Linked DNA regions of Mus musculus: region 2 is linked to region 1. Evidence: chromatin contacts called from ENCODE POLR2A ChIA-PET data. All regions are on one chromosome and are shown on one strand. Each heading gives the region's core, a stretch centred on a gene start or an enhancer-like site at or near the end of the contact. The rest is flanking DNA. Distances are from core to core; before and after follow the strand shown. Region 1 holds the start of Hmbs (hydroxymethylbilane synthase). Region 2 holds the start of Ccdc84 (coiled-coil domain containing 84).

The links. ChIA-PET counts read pairs that join two places held with the same protein, here RNA polymerase II (POLR2A).
Region 2: POLR2A ChIA-PET joins it to region 1 with 17 read pairs in embryonic stem cell. The contact joins the promoter of Ccdc84 here to the promoter of Hmbs in region 1. POLR2A ChIA-PET finds 5 or more read pairs at or near these places in 4 of 5 experiments (Patski and embryonic stem cell).

Annotation. Positions count from the first base shown.
Region 1 is chr9:44,339,516-44,344,393 of GRCm38, forward strand. Hmbs (hydroxymethylbilane synthase) reads right to left here and starts at 2,866. Exons shown (of 14, transcript NM_001110251.1): 1 at 2,706-2,866; 2 at 2,503-2,556; 3 at 2,111-2,183; 4 at 1,700-1,749; 5 at 1,561-1,616; 6 at 1,173-1,250; 7 at 133-210; 8 at 1-38. The coding sequence starts at 2,538.
Region 2 is chr9:44,415,087-44,419,964 of GRCm38, forward strand. Ccdc84 (coiled-coil domain containing 84) reads right to left here and starts at 2,983. Exons shown (of 11, transcript NM_201372.4): 1 at 2,783-2,983; 2 at 2,547-2,710; 3 at 2,025-2,123. The coding sequence starts at 2,902.

The sequences.
Region 1 (4,878 bases), core at 1,616-4,115:
GCTGAGCCACTCTCCTCAGAGAGCTGGTTCCCACGGCACTGCTCAGAGAGAGTTTAGAATTAAACTTAACCCAGGCTGCCAACTGTTCTCCACTGTCCAGCCCTCTCTCCCCCGCACACTAGGCCCACTCACCTTTTCTCTGGCAAGGTTTCCAGGGTCTTTCCAATAAACTTTGGGTGAAAGACAACAGCATCACAAGGGTTTTCCCGTCTGCAAAGCAAATGATGAAATAAAGGTATTAGCATTTGGAGATAAGGCTTAACTCTAGCCCAGGCTGACCTAAAATTTTCTCTGTACCCCAGGCTAGCCTTTAACTCACAATAACCCTCCTGCCTCAGCTCCCTGAATGCTGAGATTATAGGCATGAGCCACCAGGCCAAATTCATTTTATTTTCTTTGGAAAGGTTTTATATTTCTTTCTTTGTTTTTTCTTTTTTTTTTTTTTTTTGGTTTTTTTTTTGTTTGTTTGTTTGTTTTTGTTTAGTTTTGTTTTGTTTTTAAGACTGGGTTTCTCTGTATAGTCCTGGAACTCACTTTGTAGACCAGGCTGGCCTCGAACTCAGAAATCCACCTGCCTCTGGCTGCCTCCCAAGTGCTGGGATTATAGGCGTGCGCCACCACCACCCAGCAGGTTTTATATTTCATTTCCTTGATTGTTTCCATTTTCATTGATGAGATGAGGAGCATAAACATTCTACAGCATGTATGCATGAGTCAGATGACAACTTGTGGGATTCAACCCTCTTCTTTCACCAAGTGCACCCCACGGACTGAACTCAGGTCATTGGCTTGACAGCAAATGCCTTTACCACCTAAGCCACTGTAAGCCAGCCTTCTGGTGCCCCTAAGGCACAATCTAAGTTCCTCGGGCTGGTTCAAATCCCTCTGTAGCCCAGGCTGGCCCAGAATCTCTGATCCTGTCTTAGCCTCCCCAGTAGCTGGGATTTCAGGTCCGTGCCACTGAGCCCAACTCCACAAACTCTAAATAGTCAACCAATTGGCTTTCCTGCCACACTATGTCTGACAACCTTCAAAACAGAGGGCTAAGCGGTCAAGTTCCAAATGGAAAAAAAAACAAAACAAAACAAAACAAAAAAAAAAACTCAAAGATTCCCACAGTAGGATTAATCCTGCCCAGGGCCCTCCCTCCCATGCATGTCCTCCCCGCTTACTTGCAGATGGCTCCAATAGTAAAGCCAGGAGGTAGTATGGTAGGCACATCCTTCAGGGAGTGAACGACCAGGTCCACTCTGGAGACGACATGGGGAGGACACAGAGAGAGGCTTTGAGTAGGTGACCTTACCTCCACCACCCACCCCAGCATCCTTGACCGTTCAGGAAGATAGCATCTTAAGATCTAAGACCTGGTCTCTTCTCAACTACTCTACCCCATTTCCCCAGACAGTCTGATTCCCCAGGTAGTTAGGCTACTCCAAGGCAAGGCTCTCTCCTCTGTGAAAGCCTGTGAGCTCCACAGTCTAACCCGACAGTCCTGCCAATATTGGGGAGCCACTTTGGGGTTCTAGGCTCGGGGTACCACATTCCTCCATCCTCACTCACTCGTTTTTTTCCAGGGCGTTTTCTAGCTCCTTGGTAAACAGGCTCTTCTCTCCAATCTGCCAGGCAAGAGAGAGCCTCAGAGTGAACCCCTTACACGTGGGAGAGGGACAAGAAGAATGGGGACAAGGACTGGCGTTACCTTAGAGAGTGCAGTATCAAGAATCTTGTCTCCCGTGGTGGACATAGCAACTGAGGAGAGAGTCAATCAGATACCCATTAACACCTACTGAGTCACCCCTCGTTCAGGCCTTGACTGGATTCACAGTGGAGTCTGAGGCATAGAAGACCCAGCCCCTACTCTCTCAGATACACACACCGACAGAAAAAGCAGACATACTCATAAAAGAACCCAAAGCAGAAAGTATGAAATGTCAGGCTAGCCCGGGCAGCTGGAGGAGATGTGCACAGGAGACAATCTTTCTTTCCCTTCACAAGCAGCCAGAATAGTCTTACAAGGCAGGCTTTGACCACAGGCAAAGCCAGAGATGCCCTGTCCTCCGGTTCACTGGCTTCCCGTTCACTACCAATCACTCCTCTCAAGAAAACTTACTGATTTCAAACTGTATGCCAGGGTACAAGGCTTTCAGCATCGCCACCACAGTGTCGGTCTGTATGCGAGCCAGCTGGGGAAAGAGAGTCAGATGGTTTCTCACCTCCCCTGGCCACTGGCCCAGGCTCAGACCCTCATATGGACCAAGAAAGCAATGAAAGGGGTTAGACTTCTCACATGAGGCCTGCCCTGAGAGTCCCTTCTCTGTACCCCAATCATTTCCCTGCTCCAGAGACTCTCTTTTCTGTACCCCATGAAATCGACTCTCACACACTCTTATTTGCTCAATGCTAGCCTTTGGGTCCCACTAGTGACCCTGTGAGTCTCTGGGTCCCACTAGTGACCCTGTGAGCATTACAATTCTTGAGACAACGCGCTATGTCTGTACTCACCTGGCTCTTACGGGTGCCCACTCGAATCACCCTCATCTTTGAGCCGTTTTCTTCCTGCAGAAGAAAGTCCCTAGGTTACGATCTTTTCCTCATTCAAAGAACTAGGATCACAGGCTTAGGAAAGAGGACTCCCAGGTCCTAGGCAGGTGAGGCTGCTAGGAAGGAGAGACTCCCAGGACTGGTCCTTGAATCTTCCTTGGTACCTTCTGCCCTCCTACGGGATCCAGAGAAGCAAGACCAGAGGAAAAGCTGTAATAGGATCTGTTGTGGCAGCAGCAACAGGACACTGAGCCCCAAAGCCCAGCCTGGCCAAGGAGGTTCTGAGTGGGAGGGCTGCACACAGCCAGGTGGGCAAAATGATAAGGCCCATCAGCCTCGGCACAGTGAGGGTGGGCCCTGCTGGAGGGTGGGGCCTACAGAAGCTGGGGCAGGACAGCCGAAGCCTCCCATTGCTAGAGAACAAGCTCACTGTCCACAACAACTCAGGCACTTGAGAAGGCCTCACTAAGCCCTGGGTGAGTCACTAAGCATCCCTTAGTACCACCAGGATGTACTCCTAACAAGGACTGAAATCAACCAAGCTAATGTACAGCCCTTTCATGCCCTTGGCTGGGTGACTTTGGGAACATCATCCCATCAAGGGCTTGTTAAATTAAAGGCCACCTCATGCCTCAAGAAGTCCCAGAAGACTACAAGAATAAACTGCCTAACAGTCATTGCCTACTGGCTTCCTCTGGTGTCTTAAGCCAGAGCCAAGAGCTCAAAAGGACACACCTCTTTCTTTTGTTAAGGCGCCTTGGATAAAGGTGTCTAGGGCCAAGCAGGTAGAACTGGGTTCTGCAGTCTGATACAAAGGGGACAGGAGTCACTGTACAGATTGTCCCCCTTCCCTGCACCAGGTTCCTCATCTCACAGGTTCTTCTATAACCAGACACTCAAGTTCTTGGTCACTGAAGGTGAAAACTTGCTCTTGGACTCCAGTCTACTCCACTGCTGAAGATCCCTCCAACAAACGACTCTGAGATAGCCTTTGCAATTTAGCTGGGCTTGAAATAACACAGAAATTTCGGACAACAGGGAGCCCATAGAAAGGAATTGCTAAGTTCAAACAATTTGTTTTTTAATTAATTGACCCAGAACAGCATTTGAGCCGTGTCTGCATATTGTCCTTGCAACAACCCTACTAGGTTAGACAGGGTAGGTACTTCCACCCGTGTCACAGAAGCAAAGATGCAGAGTGGTCAAATTACTGTCTAAACATCTCACAGCTATGAACAGACAGAAAGTGGGTGCTGAAATCCAGGCCTTCCTACCCTAACCCTGTGCTCTAAAAATGTTTTCATAGCCAAGACTACTGCTTACTGCCTGGGCAGGAGATAAGCAGGCTTCCCAGCTCAGCCTTATCTCAGGCAGCCTGCCCACAAGTTCAGAACTTTCCAGGCAGGCCAGAAATGACAAGGCCCAGGGGTGGGTTCCCCCGCTCACAATAGCAATTCAGGTGTGTCTCTACTAGGACTTTTGTGGGTGGCTAAGGCTGGGTGACTTCATAACGGTGAACGGGAGAAGGCGTGTAACCTCCAAGATGTTTGTATACAGTTTTAAGAAGTGGGGTGTGCTCTCCCCTGAATGAAGTGGATCGTATTCCGAGATAGCTGGATTTGCCTCAGCCCCTTCTTCGTGAAAAGGATCTTGTCTGTGTATAATCCTTTACTGGCCGGGAACAACAGAGATCCAGCCAGAGCCTACAGGGATGGAATCCCAGGGCGGACCACCTTTCCACTCACAACCCCGCCCCCACTGCTCGAGATCACTCCTTCCCTGCCTTAGGGCAACCTAGTTACTGGCCCTTTAAAAAAAACCTTGGGGGGGGGGGGAAAATGACAGCTAACTATTCCGACCAATAGACGACGAGAACATGGCAACCCGGGGCCAATCATTGCACCCAGAAAGCCCCGAGAAGTGCGGGTCATCGGTCACCGGCTCAGAACTCACCGCGGTTGTGGCCGCGCCGCCGTTACCGGACATGACTCCGCCCAGGGCGCAGGCGCGGCAGTGCCGCTGCGGTCCCCTGGTGTCTGCAGAAGCCGGCGACCTGGGCCGGCCGGGACTGAAGGCACATGGGGCCCGAGCCCGCACTTCACTCCGGCTGCAGGACCTGCTGAGCTCTGCGTCACGTCCGCTGCCCTCCCTCAACGGGGCGGTGCCTTCCTCTGGGCGGGAATTAGGATTGCGACATAGCCAGCCTCTTCGCTCAAGTCCACTGCACAGAACAACTCAAAAAGATTTTTTTCCTTTTCAATTTTTATTATCTTTTACTTTTTAAAAAAATTATTTTATGTATATGAGTACACCATTGCTCTCTTCTTTAGACACACC
Region 2 (4,878 bases), core at 1,733-4,232, 76 kb after region 1:
TGGAGAGAAGGCTCAGAAATTAAAAACACATACTACTCTTGCATTCAACCCAAGTTCAGTTTCCAACACATGTGAGGCTGTGGTGTAACACAGCTGCCTGTAACTCCAGATCCAGGAAACTACCACCTCTGGTCTCCCAAGGACACGAGAACTCACACACAATACCCCAATTATTAAAAATAAAAAATAATGGATCACAGGGCCCCCAATGGAGGAGCTAGAGAAAGTACCCAAGGAGCTAAAGGGAACTGCAACCCTATAGGTGGAACAACAATATGAACTAACCAGTACCCCGGAGCTCTTGACTCTAGCTGCATATGTATCAAAAGATGGCCTAGTTGGCCATCACTGGAAAGAGAGGCCCATTGGACTTGCAAACTTTATATGCCCCAGTACACAGGAACGCCAGGGCCAAAAAGGGGGAGTGGGTGGGTAGAGGAGTGGGGGGGTGAGTATGGGGGACTTTTGGGATAGCATTGGGAAATGTAAATGAGGAAAATACCTAATAAAAAAATAAATTAAAAAAAATAAAAAAATAATGGCTGGAGAGATGGCTCAGAGGTTAAGAACACTTGATATTCTTGGAGAGGACCTGGTTTTGGTTTTTAGCACCCAAATGGTGGCTCACAACTGTGTAACTCCAGTTCTAGGGCATGTGACATCCTCTTCTGGCCTCTGCAGGCACTACATGCGTATGGCATATATACATACAATTCAGGCAAGACATTCCTACACAGAAAGGCTTAACTAATACCCCCACTGAGAAAGTGGAAGATATTAAGATTGAAGCTAGCATGGATTATATAATGAGATCCTGTCTCAAAACAGAGCTAGGCAATCCTGTCTTGGTTCAGGGCACTTGTATGCTTTTTCACACCTTGCCTTTTCTTTCCCTTACTTAGAAGGAGGAGTCAAATGTGGTAGTACTCGACTTTAGTCCCAGCACTCAGGAGGCAGAGGCAGGCAAATCTCTGTGAGTTCAAGGCCAGCCTGATCTACAGAGAAAGCCAGGACGATACAAAGAGACCCTGCCTCAAAAAACAAACAAACAAACAAACACAAAACCAACTAACCAAACAAACAGCAATTCATTACCCTCAATAGTAAGTTTTTATCTATCTTTATTCACTAATCAAAAATCCTATGATGGAGGCTGGAGAAACGGCTCAGAGGTGCAGTGCACTAGCTGATCTTTAAACACCTATATTTACGCATCCATATGGACACTCACAACATTCTGTGACTCCAGTTATGCAGGATCATACGCCCTCTTGACCTCTGAGCCTAGCAGTCCTCCTGCCTCAGCCTTCTAAACACCTGGGACTAGAGGCCTACAGCGCCATAACCCAGCCATCACATCTTTAGTGTGCTCTGTTCACTACAGAAGTTGGAGGGTATATTGATAAAAAGTACCATGAAAACACTAGATAGCAGTAGATTATAAGGAAATCCCTGCTGGACTTTGCAATACATTTACTTATTTTTGGTGTTCTGAAACATAACCACATGTGCTGGCCTGGACCTTAACCTGGTTCAGCTGGGTACTAGAGCTATAAATGGTCACCAACACACTGGAGTTGAGTTTCCCCAATTAGTTCTTGTTTTGAGATAAGGTTCTGTCTGTAGCCTCAACTGGCTTTGGCTGCTCAAGGATCCATTCTTTGCTTCCCTAGTCCTGGGGTTACATATGTGGACCATCACACTCCCTCAGAACTCCCCAATTTAAAGAAGCTCTCGTGGGGCTGGTGAGATGGCTCACCCGACTGCTCTTCCGAAGGTCCGGAGTTCAAATCCCAGCAACCACATGTTGGCTCACAACCATCCGTAACGAGATCTGACTCCCTCTTCTGGAGTGTCTGAAGACAGCTACAGTGTACTTACATATAATAAATAAATAAATAAATAAATCTAAAAAAAAAAAAAAAAAAAAAAAAGAATGGCATAAAAAAAACCACTTTAAAAAAAAAAAAAAGAAGCTCTTGTGCCTGACAAAGACCTGGATAACTCACGAACACGTAACTCACCGTGCATAATCCTGGGGGGAGATCAGAAACTTCTCTTTCATCTGGGCATTGGCCTTGTTCTCCCACCAGAATTTGTTGGTGGCTTTCTTGTGCTCTGGGCTGAGAATGGAGAGAAAGAGTAATCGTAGCTAGTCATTAAGAGAGTAAAACTGTACCGAATGTCAGAGCACTAGGTAAGTAATGCAGATTGGCCATTGGGTTGCTTCTGTGGGCTTGGCAGAGAGAAGAGGATTGTTTATACCAACCTCTTCAAGACCTCTATCTTGGGACTCCTTTCTTCCAATAAAGTGTGTGGTGGTGGTGAGAGGAGAGCAACCTGGCTTTTCTAGAAAGATCACCCACACCACTGGGACCGTGGAAGGGCTAAGATCCACTAAACTCCACGGTTGGCCAGGTAGTTCAGTCCATAACCCAACTAAGTCACAAAGTCGACCTTCCTTCTCCCCAATTTCAACTTCCCATGCCACACGTGTGTACAACTCTCTGTCTGTACGGGGGAGGTGGGTGTTTTCCAGTTGTCACCTGGCCAGATGTTCCAGCAGACCCCCGTGTAGCACTGTCAGGTTGCCATGGCTCAGGTGTTTTCGCACTTCGCAGCCACAGCACGGGCACCAACAGCACCGATCGTGCTCGGGGACATAGCGCTCCACCTGGGCGGCGCGGACGGCCCGGCGGGCGGCCTCCACCTGCAGGACAGAAGCCAGCTAGGACCCTGAAACCAGCCCACATTCCTGGCCTCCCCAGCCCCGGGTCCGCACCTGCGGTAGAAGCCGCTCCAGAGCCCCCTTCAACTGCCGCTGGTGCTTGTGGCTGTAGACGTGACCGCGACCACAGAAGAAAGTTTGCCGACACAGAGGACATCGCTGCGGTGGCGCCATAGACCCAGGACCCGGGAACACCCACACAGCGGCGGCTCGTCACCACCCACTGACCCCTGACCCTTCCGGGCCGGACGGGGCGGGGCGACCTAGGAGCTCCCGGTTCCCCTAGAGGCAGTAGGCGCTATTGCAATCCGTTCTGCGGCTGCGCGGAATATTCACTCCGGGCCCCCACCTCCCACGCACCCGCAGAAAACCCGGCAGCTTGTGAAAGAACGAGAAAGAATGCACGCCAGTTAGGACCTCAGATCGCACACTTTCAGGCGTTGACAAAGACCCAGTTTAGCGTAACAACGCAGAACTGGTAATTTCAGGGCGCACACTGTGACCCCGTGCTTTGTGCTAATGACCTCACCGAATCCTCACGTCGATGCTTTGTGGTGTGAGATTATTGGCATTTTACACATGGGAAAAAAAAAATCTACTCCTGAAGAAATGAGGACCTCTGAGGAAAGCTAGAGAGGTGTATTAAGCAGCCCCTCCAGCTTCCCTGAGACCTGCAGGGGTCTAAGTCACTGTGATATTCTTTTTTTTTTTTTGGTTTTTCGAGGAAGGGTCCTGGAGCTCACTTTGTAGACCAGTCTGGCCTCGAAATCAGAAATCCGCCTGGCTCTGCCTCCCAAGTGCTGGGGTTAAAGGCGTGTGCCACCACTGCCCGGCAGACTGTGATATTCTTAATTTTCAAAGGTGTTCTGCACAAGAATATTCTCTGTAAGTCATTTCTCCGAGCATTGGCTGGGAAATCTAATTCTGAAAACTTGAATGGTTACAGTGAATCATGCTCTATCGCCATTACAAGAATAATGTCATACGCCGCCCAGGTCAGACCCAATATGTTTTTCCCCATTTGTTCCAAAGTTGCTCAAAGCAGTCTGCTCCCAAGGTCTCTGCAATTAAGCTTACTTGATAGTATTTTCCTGCCAGTCTCCTCTACCAAATGCTCATTTCCCACCTGAACTTGGCTTGTGTGAAACAAAACCCAGCATCTTTACAATTAAGTTCCTTGAGTGGCCAGGTTTCCAGCGCCTGCATATACAGGTAGTCAAGCCCCACCCGGCAGGAAGGAAAAAAAAATCCTGTATTAGGCTTCAAAATCCTACCAATCCCTGAGTTTGTCCCAAAAAAATCAGACTATAGAATTCCACCAATCACTGAGTTTACCCTAAAAACATGCCACAGAATTCCACCAATCACTGAGCTTGCTCCTAGAGCAGGTCACAAAATTCCACCAATCCAGGAGTTTGCCCAAGATCAGACCATAAAATCCCACCAATCAAAAACTACCCTGGAAAGTGCCCCGCCAATCCCATTCTATATTATGCTTGCCTCGTATGTGGTTCCTTGCTGCTTTTTGCCTGGGTAGAGACGATCTTTTTCTTGTATCTTTCCCAATGCATCTCTTGTGTGAGGCGGTACTTTGTAGGATCCCTAGGCTCCCGACGACTGAACTTGGATCTTCGCAACAGCAGGTGCTCTTCACCACTGAACCATCTGTCCGGCATGAGTGTGCTCTCATTCTCTCCCTCCCCTTTTACCAAGATTTTGCACCTGAGCTAGCCTCTTACCTCACAAAGATCCTCCCGCTTCAGCCTCTGAGTGCTGCAGTTCTAAATGTAAGCAACAATGCTCAGGTTTTTGTAGTTTTTAATTGTTATTTTATGTATATGTGTGCTACATGAAAGCTTAGTGCCCTTGGAGGGCACAAGAGGGCATCAATTCTCCTGGAACTGTAATTACACACTGAGTGATAAGTTTTTCTCCACCAAAGAAATAAGCCAGTTCACACCGGGCGTGGTGGCGCACACCTTTAGTCCAAGCACTCGGGAGGCAGAGGCAGGCGGATTTCTGAGTCTACAAAGTGAGTTCCAGGACAGCCAGGGCTATACAGAGAAATCCTGTCTCAGAAAAAAAAAAAAAAAAAAAAAAAAAAAAAAGCCAGTTCAGCAAAATTAAGAGTAAAAAGGCAGGTTTATTTG